2 separate regions of the Homo sapiens genome follow, and region 1 is linked to region 2. Evidence: chromatin contacts called from ENCODE Hi-C or POLR2A ChIA-PET data. All regions are on one chromosome and are shown on one strand. Each heading gives the region's core, a stretch centred on a gene start or an enhancer-like site at or near the end of the contact. The rest is flanking DNA. Distances are from core to core; before and after follow the strand shown. Region 1 has its middle 170 kb from the start of MUSK. Region 2 overlaps MUSK (muscle associated receptor tyrosine kinase).

The links. A loop is a pair of places that touch in the nucleus more often than their neighbours do. ChIA-PET counts read pairs that join two places held with the same protein, here RNA polymerase II (POLR2A).
Region 1: a map of astrocyte of the cerebellum shows a loop between it and region 2 (14-fold over the local background). The contact joins two enhancer-like sites. A Hi-C loop is called at or near these places in 3 of 168 maps with a recorded cell type or tissue (aorta, astrocyte of the cerebellum and endothelial cell of hepatic sinusoid) and 1 of 37 single-sample maps with no recorded cell type. POLR2A ChIA-PET finds 5 or more read pairs at or near these places in 2 of 52 experiments (AG04450 and HEK293T).

Annotation. Positions count from the first base shown.
Region 1 is chr9:110,832,324-110,838,013 of GRCh38, reverse strand. No RefSeq gene overlaps it. Among named protein-coding and RNA genes, the nearest start is that of MUSK, 170 kb to the right of the region's middle. Within about 2 kb of position 2,138, at least 2 of the 41 ENCODE cell types and tissues checked have a DNase peak (open chromatin) inside an H3K27ac peak, as active enhancers do.
Region 2 is chr9:110,772,562-110,778,348 of GRCh38, reverse strand. It overlaps MUSK (muscle associated receptor tyrosine kinase), which reads right to left. Exons shown (of 15, transcript NM_005592.4): 10 at 2,386-2,561; 11 at 1,694-1,717. All of the region lies in intron 2 of LOC107987115 (a long non-coding RNA gene), which reads left to right. Among named protein-coding and RNA genes, the nearest start is that of MUSK, 110 kb to the right of the region's middle. Within about 2 kb of position 2,421, at least 2 of the 41 ENCODE cell types and tissues checked have a DNase peak (open chromatin) inside an H3K27ac peak, as active enhancers do.

The sequences.
Region 1 (5,690 bases), core at 889-3,388, 60 kb before region 2:
GGCATCAGTTTTATAAAAGTCAAGGATAAAATTATTTTGGTTAGAGAATTAACAACTTAAGGGGAAGGGCTGAAGTCTTCATTTATTTGGAGGAATAGTACAAGGCAGGGTGTTATTACATTTTTAAGAAACTTTATTAGAATGCAGAGAGGATGTTTTTTCCCCTATGACTAAAGTTTGAATGGCAGCAGGTCAAGGTGCCAGTTTTGCTTCCTCATTTGTCTTGGAGAAGAGCTGGCCTAAAGCATACAGAGTGGCTATGGGAGGACAGAGAAGGACAAATAAACTACACTAAATGTTTTGGTTAATATACAACACACCACATAAGAAGCAACCACACCTCAAAACTGCACATACCAGTAAGGATTTATCTGACACGTCTTTTGGTCCTCTGAGGGTCAGCTGATTAGAGAAGTTCTCCATGTGTTTCTCATGATCATTCTGAGACAGGCTCAGACAGGTTCTTCTCATAGGGATGTCATTAAGTTTGTTTAAAAGGGTTTGGAACTGGCACATTATTACCTCCGCTTCTGTGCTATTGGCCACAGTAAGGCACAAGTGTGGGAAAGTCTACTTTGGTCATGATGAAGCCATGGCAAAAAGAGTGGTGAGCAAATGCAATCTATCACACCAGGGAAAGGGTAGACCTCTTTTGAAAGGAATGAATGAACTGATCCTAGAAGGATGAGAAAAGAATAAGCTTTGAGGTTTGGAATGGCATTCCAATAGAAGAAATGATTGTAGGAAGGCAGTGATACATGAAACAGCATGATGTGTTTGGGAAAATCGAGGTAATGATTGAGATGCAAGGGATGTGGGATTGCAGATGTGAGTCTAGAGGTAGAATAAAGCCAGACCATGAAGGGCCGGCATACAAAACAAAGAAGCTTAAATAACTCTAGAGCTATGGAAAAGCCATTTGGGAGTCTCAGACTGGCCTTTGATAAAGGTCATTATGGGAGGACTATGTAAGAAAAATTGGCATGGCCCAGCAAGGAGTCAGGGAGATCAGTAGAGAGAGCATAGAGGCTGTTTTGAAGGAGGTGTCATTCCCTCTTGAATTAAGGCAATGGAGGTGGGGATGATGCGGAGCGAGGGGCTATAAACAAGGAAGACTTGATAATCTAGTGTTGGAGTCATGAAAAAAGTTCTTGCTTTTCAGACTTGCTACTCAAAGGGTCATTCATAGATTAATAGCATCAACTTCACCTGAGGAGTTAATTTTCTGATTTGGACAGTATGGGGAAGGCATAAGGGTAGACGCTTAGTTCAGTTTGGGGCCTGTTGAGTTTAGGTCTCCAAGGTTTGTTCAGGTGGAAATGTCTTATCTATAGTTCTGGGTCTTAGGATCAATGTCTGGGACTTGAATCTATGGATCTGGATGAGGCTACTCAAGGAAAGGGATTTAAACCCAAATAGTTGAGTATGAAAGACAGATCCTAGATGCAAAGGATGAGATGAAGAATAAAGAGAAGAATCAGCTGACAGGTAAGCAGAAAACCAGAAAGGTGGTGCCATGAAAACTCAAGGAGGAAAGGTGATCAGCAGGGTACAAGGCCATGGAGAGGTTAAGTGAGATTTTAATAAAAGAGTGTATTGTACATGGGAACCAGCAGGTTATTGGTGACATTGATAAAGCTAATTTTGGTGGAGTGATAGGCTAAGTGTCTCAGCCAGGATCACACATAATATTTAAATGACTAATTTGAGACTTGGACCAGGGATTCTGACTCCAAGTCAGTTTTCATCTGGTGTACCTCAGCAGCTACTGATGTATTTCTAAAGATAAATTAATGGGCTGACATCTTAGCCACCAAAACCTCTGTGGGAAGGAGGCTGGTAAAGATGCATAAATGACTGGTTTATATAAAAAAAAATCTGGTAAGTTCATTTAGTCACAGCTCTTGGACATCCCAGAATAGCCCTTAGTTGAGCAGATTCATCTGGGCTCTTGGATCTGCAAAGCTGAAGACTCCCTTCAGCCTAGAGCCCTGGGGTCTCCAGCAGCCTGCAAGATGCTCCATGACATTTTTATTCTGTAATTTCCTTGAAGTCACACAGACTTCAAAGGACTCTGGAGCCTTTCTTTTTTCTCCACATTACTGGAGGTTTTGAATAGTAGGTCAGGGAAGACGGGAATACATGATATTGGCCCTTAGCTTTTCCACTCTTCCTTTGCAAAAGTTCTTCCTTTTTTTTCATGTGGGCAATAAATCCTATAACTAATAAAAGGTCAAATCATTATAACCTAAAGATCCATGAAAAATTTTCTCCTCTTCCTTCCAGTTAAAATACTGACACACAAAAATAAACTATCTGTCCAACATTGTGGTTTCAAGCATTTTTCCAGGCAAAGTAGGCAAGGAAAAAGAATGTAAAGAATTTAACTGGTATGCATTCTCGGGAGGTGAAACAGGACTTAATGATTTCCAGTTCATGGGGACTGTTCAGCCTGAAAGATGAATTTGAGCTCTAACCTTCCACTCCCATTGCCACTCCCACACACGTATATCTTTTTTTTTTTTTCACAGACTTTCCGTTTCTTGGATTACTGAAATATTGTATTACTAAAGATGATTTTGAAGTTGGTTTTATTTTTCTATTTATACAGTCTATTATATAGAAATAATTATTTTGCATTTTCTTTTTAAAGAGAAACCTCATTTTTCCTTTTACTTACTGACTGCCTTAGTTAAAACATGTAGAATAAATTTAAGTTAGGGTAATGGTAACAGATATGTTTTATTTTTTATTACTTACATATGTCTTTCTTGTGTCAATGTTAGGTGTTAATTACAGTTATTTCAGATAGACGTGTACACATTCTCCTATTCTTGTTTACTTGTGGGGGTCATCCATCTATTTTTTTCTGCTAGAGATAGATACTGAGTGCTTTTGGGGATAGTATTTTTTTCGCTATTATTATTGGTATGATATGTCATTTTGCTAGATATATTCAAATTGAACAATCTTTATATTCCTGGAGTAATTTCTACTTATTCATGAACTTTCATTTTTGTAATATAATGTAGTGGTGGCATAGCAGAGTAGTTAGGAGACTGTATTCTGAAGACAGATTGCCTGAATTTAAGTCCCAATTCTACTGTTTACTAGTTATACAATTTAGGCAAGTTTCTCGACCTCTCTCTACCTCAGTTTTCTCATCTGTATAGTGGGGCTATTCACTTCTACCATACAGCATTGTTGCAAGAATACAATAGATTACGGAAGTGAAGTATTGGTATGATGCCTGGAGTGATGGGGTGGTGATGGGCTCAAGGAAGTGGGATTTCTTTTTGGGGTGATGAAAGTGTTCCAGAATTGACTGTGGTGATTAATGTACAACTCTGTCAATATGCCAAAAGCCATTGCATTGTACAATTAAAAATGGTTGCATTGTATTATATGTTGATGCCCAAAAAATATTAGCTAAGAATATTAATATTGATAATATTTAATGTTGTGATTGAAAGCTTGGGTTTTATAACAGTGTTGTGTAGTAAGCTCAACCACTTGCTAGTTGTATGATGTCAGGCAATTTACGTAACCTCTTATGTGTTCCCTCATTGTAAAATGAAAATAGTAATAGTGTCTACCTTTTGGGTTGTTATGAAAAACAAATATATTAATACATTTAAAGCACTAAGAACAGTGGCTGTCAAATAGCAAGTTTCTAGTAAACGTTAACTTTCATTAAAAATGTTGGGTAACATTCATTTAGGATTTAAAATTTCTTTTTTTCTAAAATTTTTTTAAAATCTTTTTTTTTTCTAAATTATATTGGTTCCTCGTTCTTTTGTTTTTTGCTTTTTAAAAATAATCTCTTCTTGTAACAAAGGAGATACTCTATTATTGTGTATCTGCTTAAGAAATTATAAGCCAAACAAGAAATCAAATAATCCCACAACCACATTGTTCTGAAATAGTCACTGTTACCATTTTTATAGGCTTTTTCCTTCTCACTCTCATTCTCTTTCTTCCCAGAAATATATGTGTGTGTTATGTGTTTCGTTACATGTTATAAATTAAAATGTATATTACATGTAATATATCTATTAATGTGTACTGAATATAACACAATTTACAGGAGTAATTCACAAAATGAGTTTGTACCCCATAACTTGTATTACCTGATTTTAAAAATCAGTGATCTATTGTGAACATCTTTTCGTATCATTAAATATCCTCTAATTCTTTTAAAGAATGAGTGACAGTCCCTGTGATGTGCCATAATTAACAAGCAATTATATACTGATAACTTCAGGGTGTTTCCAATGCATGTTATTACACACCATACTAACATATAGCGTAATACTTCAAATACTAAAAAATATCAGTTTAAATGCCTAAACATATCTATATTTTGTTCTATTTTATTATTTGGTTCTTTATATTTAAGGTATCTGGGGATTATTTTGGTTTGTGTAAATTGGTCAGCTCACCATCTAGTCCTCCTCCTTCTAATGCCCTTCCTTGCACTGCACAGGCTGGAAAACTGAAACCTGCAGTTTCCATACATCTGTGTAACTAGTGTGGCTGATGTGACTTAGATTTTGTGGATCAAATGTACTTGAGTGAGATTTGATTTGGCAAATGAGTTGTGCAGAAACTAGCAAGGGCAGTGTGGCTTCAGACCTAGCCACTGCAGAAGAAATTTAGCAAGTTGGCACCAACTTTCCTAGCCCAGACCTACCATGTGGCTTTGGGAGCTGTTCCTGGAAGTACAGCCTATAGTCTCTTTTTTCTTTTTTTTTTTTTTTTTCCATTTCTCTTAATGATTCCGTAAGCCCTTTAGTACCATGTAATAAATTTCCTTCTGCTTAAACTAGCTAATGAATACACCGGGTTTTTGCAATTGACCTTGACAGATATATAATGGTTCTAACTTATTTTTTCCCAAGTATAATTCACTAATCCATCTTGTTCTCACTGATTTGAAATGTAAACTTTACCACACTTCATTCCTTTCAGATTTATCATATTAATCTGTTTTTAAAAACTGACTTTTTCTTGTTTATTCTACTGCCAGTACTACACTTTTTTGATTACTGTAGCTTTATGGTAATCTTTAAAATGTGTTTCGGTAAGTGCCCCCATTAATCCAACCTTTTATAAGCCCCATAGGCTTTTCTTCCAGATGAATATTTTGTCAAGTTCTAGATATATCTTTGCTGAATTTTAATTATGTTCAGGAAATAACATACATCTAATAATATCAATTATCCCATCTCAAGACATCTTTCTCTATTTAAACCACTTTTACTTTTATAATTAAAATTTAGGGGGCTTTTTTGGGGTTGCTGTTGCTAATTATATACTTCTTACACATTTATTTTCATGCTCACCAGTGGGATCATTCCCAGATTTTTTGTAACTTTGAGAGTAACATAATATATATATTTTAACAAGCTTTATTTAGAATATATTGAATGGTACCTATTTATTTTTAACTACCTACTCACCTGAACTCTTTGATGTTTCATAATCTTCAGTTACTCATTGGCTAGCAGTGTAGTCAGTTCTATAAAATGATAATTTCCTCCATTATAATTCTTAAACCTCATCTTATTATGTAAAGTTATGATTAATACATTGTGGTAGATTAGGTGTCCTTTAGATGGATCAGCTTTGGACACCAGTGGGATCCTCAAGAAATCTTTATGGGTTGGGCAGTTTCCTTCAGACCTAAA
Region 2 (5,787 bases), core at 1,172-3,671:
GTAATAAAGTATGTGAAGTCTCACGGAAGAGAGGAATAGTGTAATCCTTGCTTACAAATAATGTAAATAGCACAAAGGCATTGCCTGCTCAAAAAGATGTTTCACTTCAGCCAAAGAAATTATAAAAAAGAAAAACTACTGAAATTCTAGTCCCTATGCTCAAGGAAGAAGAAAATAATGCAAAGATAAACAAATGATTAACAGCTCTTTTGTGACCCCTCCAAATGAGCTGGTGATATTCTTTAGAGTTTACTCAGAAATCAAGACACTCTTTGGAAAATACTTAAGGTCTTTACACACCCCTATAAAATATGGGACACTGCCTAATAAGGATGTTTTCTTTGCTCCACTATTGACCTGCTAAAGCCAACTCTTTTAATAATAATTGCCTTAACTCAAGGAGCATACTTTCAGATATTCCCTGCCCTACTTTCAGTTTAAATGGTTAGTTCATGACATTAGGAGCTCATTTTCTTACATGTATCGAAGATTTCATAAAGCTGTTTTTTAAAGACTAGAAAATTTATTATTGTAGCTAGTTTGTGCTGCTCAAAATTCCTTTATAATTAGTGTGAAAGGCAGAAATGTGGATGCTTTTTTGTGTATTGTTCCTGTCTAATTTAAGATGAATGGTCTGGTCCTTCCACACAGCAAACCCTCAATGAATGTTTGAATGGATGAGTGAGCAATCGATGGATAACAAAGAGCACAGTAATCAATTCAAAGTCCAATCAAAGTAAACTTTGGCTGCTCATATAACAAAGAATTGAAATTTTTTTTTATTCCTTCGATTTGGGAATAACAATTTGACAGGCTACCAGAATAATAGATTTTTAAGGTTTCCATAACTCTTCTTGTTTAATACCTCTGAGTAATTCAACTAGGACCAGTAGCATTCTTGCTTTTAATACTTTTAAGTGTTGGTCCTTTAAGCAAGCTGGTAAAATCAAGTCCTGGCACCTAGTCAAATGCAGAGGAGATTAGGGCTGGAATATGTATTACAGGAAGTAAGTGTGATTTAAGCCTTAGAACGCTGAGACCAGAGGAAGTTAGTTGACATGAAAAGCTTTTCTAATTTCATCCTGAGGATTTCTGCATTCTGACAGGTTAAAGCACTATCTGATACAAGTTATTTTGTACGACATCCCTTTTCAAGCAACCTTCTTGAATTCTTTCCCAGAGATTTTTGTGATGACCTTTTTAAAGCCATTTGATTTGATCCTATAAACTTTATACTGGAAATCAGCTGTCTTAAAAAAATACCTAACTTCCAAAAGAGGGATCTATTGTCACAAATGAAGATCATGAATTGGCTCAATGAAGAAATAAATGTTGGGTTTCATCTATACATAATTAGATTATACTGAATCAAGAATATAAAATCAAAAGGTGACATTTTAAATTTGGCTTACTTATAGCCATATAAGAAATAAAACAGACTAAAAACCTTGAGGTGGGAGATAGCATTTGTATGACTCACTAAATATGGTACTCTCTACGGTCTAATTAAAAGTTATAAACTGAGACCTTCCATGATTTTCCCTCATGTTATACCCTGGATGAGTATGGTGAGAAGACTTTGAGAGCGGCTGTACATTCTGTTCTGGGCATCAGGAAATATAAGTGTAAACACACATGCATGAATCCAATTACATACACATAAGGTTTCAAGGGCACAAACACAATTACTTACTTTTTAGGTTTTCTTTGTTATAATCTGAAGGGGAAAGGATAAAAATTTGTTTTAAGTGAGCATCCAGATATCTCACATATTCTGTGAGAGAGTGAGTGCTAAGAAATGCAAGTTCTCTCTCAGCTTTTTAATATACAACTGGAAAACATTCTTTGCATTCGAATGTGAAAGAATTGGGTCTTTGAAATTAAACCAGCTGTTAGGGATAACAACATAGTTCCTTACAAACAAAGTTCATTAAAGCAACATGAAGCAATTCAATTTTGTTTTGTGAGATCAGCATTTTCAAACATGTGTCTTATTTTAGCATGCTTTCTTGGCTAAGAAAAAGGACTTTATTCCTTTATTCCACTCTGCTGACAAAATATAAGATGTTTCTTAGCCATTTTTCTACACACTCCAGAAAATGTTACAAGCTCTCATAAGATTCCCTATGAAAGAATCTAAAATGTCAAGCAGTAATTAAAAGTGCTGTTTCATTTATTTTAGAGCAAATGAAATAAATCTTTACGCTAATCTGTACAATTAGGATAGCATTAGGATTCCGCTAGTAGGTATCTAAGGAAGGCAGAACTCAAAAAAAAAAAATTAGAAATGCCTAGAAATATTAGAAGCTTTAAGTTCACACCTTAGTTTCTTCAAAATAGTAAATTTCTCTTAACCTCCAAAGTCTTGGGAGAACTCTGTGTTACCTAGATGTGGCAGTCTGGCACAGGCCGTGGGGTCCCAATGCATGCTGGGAAGCTTGCTGCATTCTGGCACGGACAGCAAATGCATCTCGGATCTGTAGAGTCCTCTGTGGGTCTTCTCTTCCATTACCAGCCATTCTTTTGCGCAGAAGAGCTCCTTTACTGCCAAGCAGTACTCTCTAAAATAGTATATGGAGAACAAAACTTGATGAATCATTACATGTTAAAGCAAATTTGTGGCAGAGCCTAAATTCTGTGTTTTCAAGACATCATCATGGTAAATTGTTCTTGAAAAAAGCGCGTTTATGAAAGAAACTTTTTACTGTAAATAATATGAGACCTCATGAAATCTAGTGTACTGTCCCGTGAGATGAAATGCTATCTCGTTTTGTTGTGAAACACAATTAATGCTAGTCTAAGGGAAAAAAACGTCAAATTTAAAACGTATTAGATTGGGAATCTCTGATATGTCTTCTCCCAACTTCATATTCAAATAACAACACAGGTAGAGGAAAAAGGTATACAGAGTTTAAAAAACACACCTACTGAAAGTCAGGATCATTGTCAACCAGTTTCCAGCTTGGAAGATTTTTCTATGATCTTGGGGCTAATGGGTAGGGCTCGAGGAACACAGTCTGGGCCTCTGTGTGCTTTGTCCTCTGAAACAGAACACCACCACCTCCCTGGCAGCTTATAGGAGGGCATCTGGGTCCTTACTCAGCCCTTACTTTGAGGCACGGAATCCTGTCCCATTGCTCTGCGTGCTTCCATCTGAGAAAGCCAAAGTATTATCTGTTTGAATATGAAGCTGTTATGTTCATCTACATGTTGTATTATGAGTGAAGGGGCTGAAGAAACACTAATTGGACTACTTGGAATTTTGCAGATTAGTATTTGTTTAAGCCTGATAGAAAATAGGACAAACTGCATAGGAAAAACCTGGTTAATTTCAAATTAAGGTATTTGGGGTTAATAATAAGAGGAAATTAAAGATAATTAAATAAATTAAACATAATAATAGCAGATGTCCTTTATTCAGTATCTGAAGGATTCAGAGAGGAGGAAATTGTAAGAGTGTGTGTGTGTGTGTGTGTGTGTGTATATATATGCCACAATGGTGTCTTTTTTCATACTTATTCCCACACTCCTACTTTCCTAACTTGCCAATATGTGCTAATTGAGTATGCATAGAATAAAAGGCTGTGCATATGAATGTGATGAGATGCAAATATATTCTTATATGAAGAAAACAATGGGATTTATAATTCTTGGTGTGCGTAAGGGAGAAGGGAGTATAATGGGGCTTTCAAGACTTCTGAGCAGGTAAAGGACCTGAGGAGAGTTGCTTAGCTTGGTTCCACCCCTGGGTTGTATAAGCACATTTTTTTGCACGCAGACAGCATAGTTAAAGTGTAAATCAATATGGGACATATGAAAACAACTCCATACTCCACATTAGGCAGAAGAAGCAAATACCTGGGAAATTTTTTTATTCTAAACAGAAGAACACATTAATGAATGGCTTTTGGTTTGCTTTGTTTTCATTGCCATGCACTAAAGCATGCCCTCTATAGCAGAGTTTTTCACAAGAAAAAACAAATCAAGATGAACTATAGACTAAAAAGTAGGATAATTTGAACATGGAAGTAACTACAGAAAATAGAAACCACAAAAAATAAAACCAACACTTAACAATCTTCATTGAAAATAGAAAACAAATGGCACTGCAAGAAATAAACAAATTTGAATTAAATATTCAATTGAATGCAGAAAGAAAGGACCTAACTGAATGCAAGAAGGGCTAAACAGATGAAAATAATGTGTGAAATAACTGATAAGGTGGAGCAAGTAAGAAGTTCAAAATCAAATAATAGTGTTTCTTAGCAAGAGAACCAGAGCACATAAAAAATAGAAAATAATCAAAGATGTGGTATAAGAAAACATTTTTAAGATGAAAAGGGCACAATGTTTAGGGCATATTACCCATTATTTTTATATTATTTATATTACATGAAAGAAAACAATGAGAATAAATCTATCCCCAAATGAATTTTACAAATATTTTGAATCTCAACAATTAAAGAAATAATCTTTCTACAATCTGGAGAGAGGAAAATGTTCCTTACAAAGGAACAAAAGTCAGGATTGCTTTCTTCTTCCTCTTTATTACAACATGGCCAGAAAATAATTGGTCAGAGTCCACAGTTTTGAGGATAAGTAACACAAGTGAGGAGAACTAACGCAAAAGCTAACACTTGTGTTAACACAGACTTAAATACCCAGTCAAAAACACATATGTACAATGACAGAATTTTTTTTTACATGTGAAAAACACCTACTCCAGCTGAATGAGAGATGAGTAAAGATGAGATGAATGAACAAGAAGTGAATTTAAATTAGGAATTTAAGAAAAAGAAATATTTTATTTGAAATGAATGACAATGAGTATCAATGATAAGTAACATAGTATAAGCTCCTCCAAGTATCTACTTATACATGATTATGAAATCAAATGTAAAAGCTAAGAATAATGTTCCAAAAATTGAGCATATGCAAATAAAATATAATTGAACAATACAAATACGGTTGATAATTTCAGGTAAAGTTTCAAAGAACAAGTGTGGAAGATTCAGTACAATTATGCTAACTTAATTAAGTCTACCCTGAACACCTTATTTTTAAAGTTACAACTTTCTCCTCTCCGTTTGTTATTTCTGGTCTTCCTTAAAGCATTCCTTTTTTCTTTTTCCATGACATTTAACACCTTCTAAAGTTATATATAAGTTGTTTATTATGTTCATTAATATATCCCAAATGCTCAGTGTAGTACTTGGAGCCCAGAAGGAGATCAATAAATATTTGTTAGACAATAAAATTCCATGTCGTTCATGAAAAGAGGCACACATCATTGAATGACTGCTTATGTTAGGTTGGGGCAAAAGTAATTGCGGTTCTTGCCATTACTTTTAATGGAAAAAAAACACAATTACTTTTGTACCAACCTAATAATTAGAAAACCATGAGTGATAGCACGCTTTTAAAAATATCACAAGCAAGTAGAAGTAGAATATAAAATGGTTGACAACTTCTGAACTAGTTTGATGAATAAAGGTAGAGACTTTTTCAAAAGATATAACAAAAAAATGAAGATCAAACTTACCAGTTATCAGCAGTAAATTCAATTTTAGTTTAATATTTCTTGGTGCAAAAAGCAGGAGTCAGAATTGCAAGAAAACATTCTTGGAAACACAATTGTGAAAATTTTGACGCATCACTATTAAACTATTGGACCAAATAGCTAATACTCATTTAAGAGCAGAAAGGATTGAACATAAATATATGAATTTTGTATGTTAATGGAAGAGACTAAGTCTTTATAAATGCCAATTTTTATTATTATATATC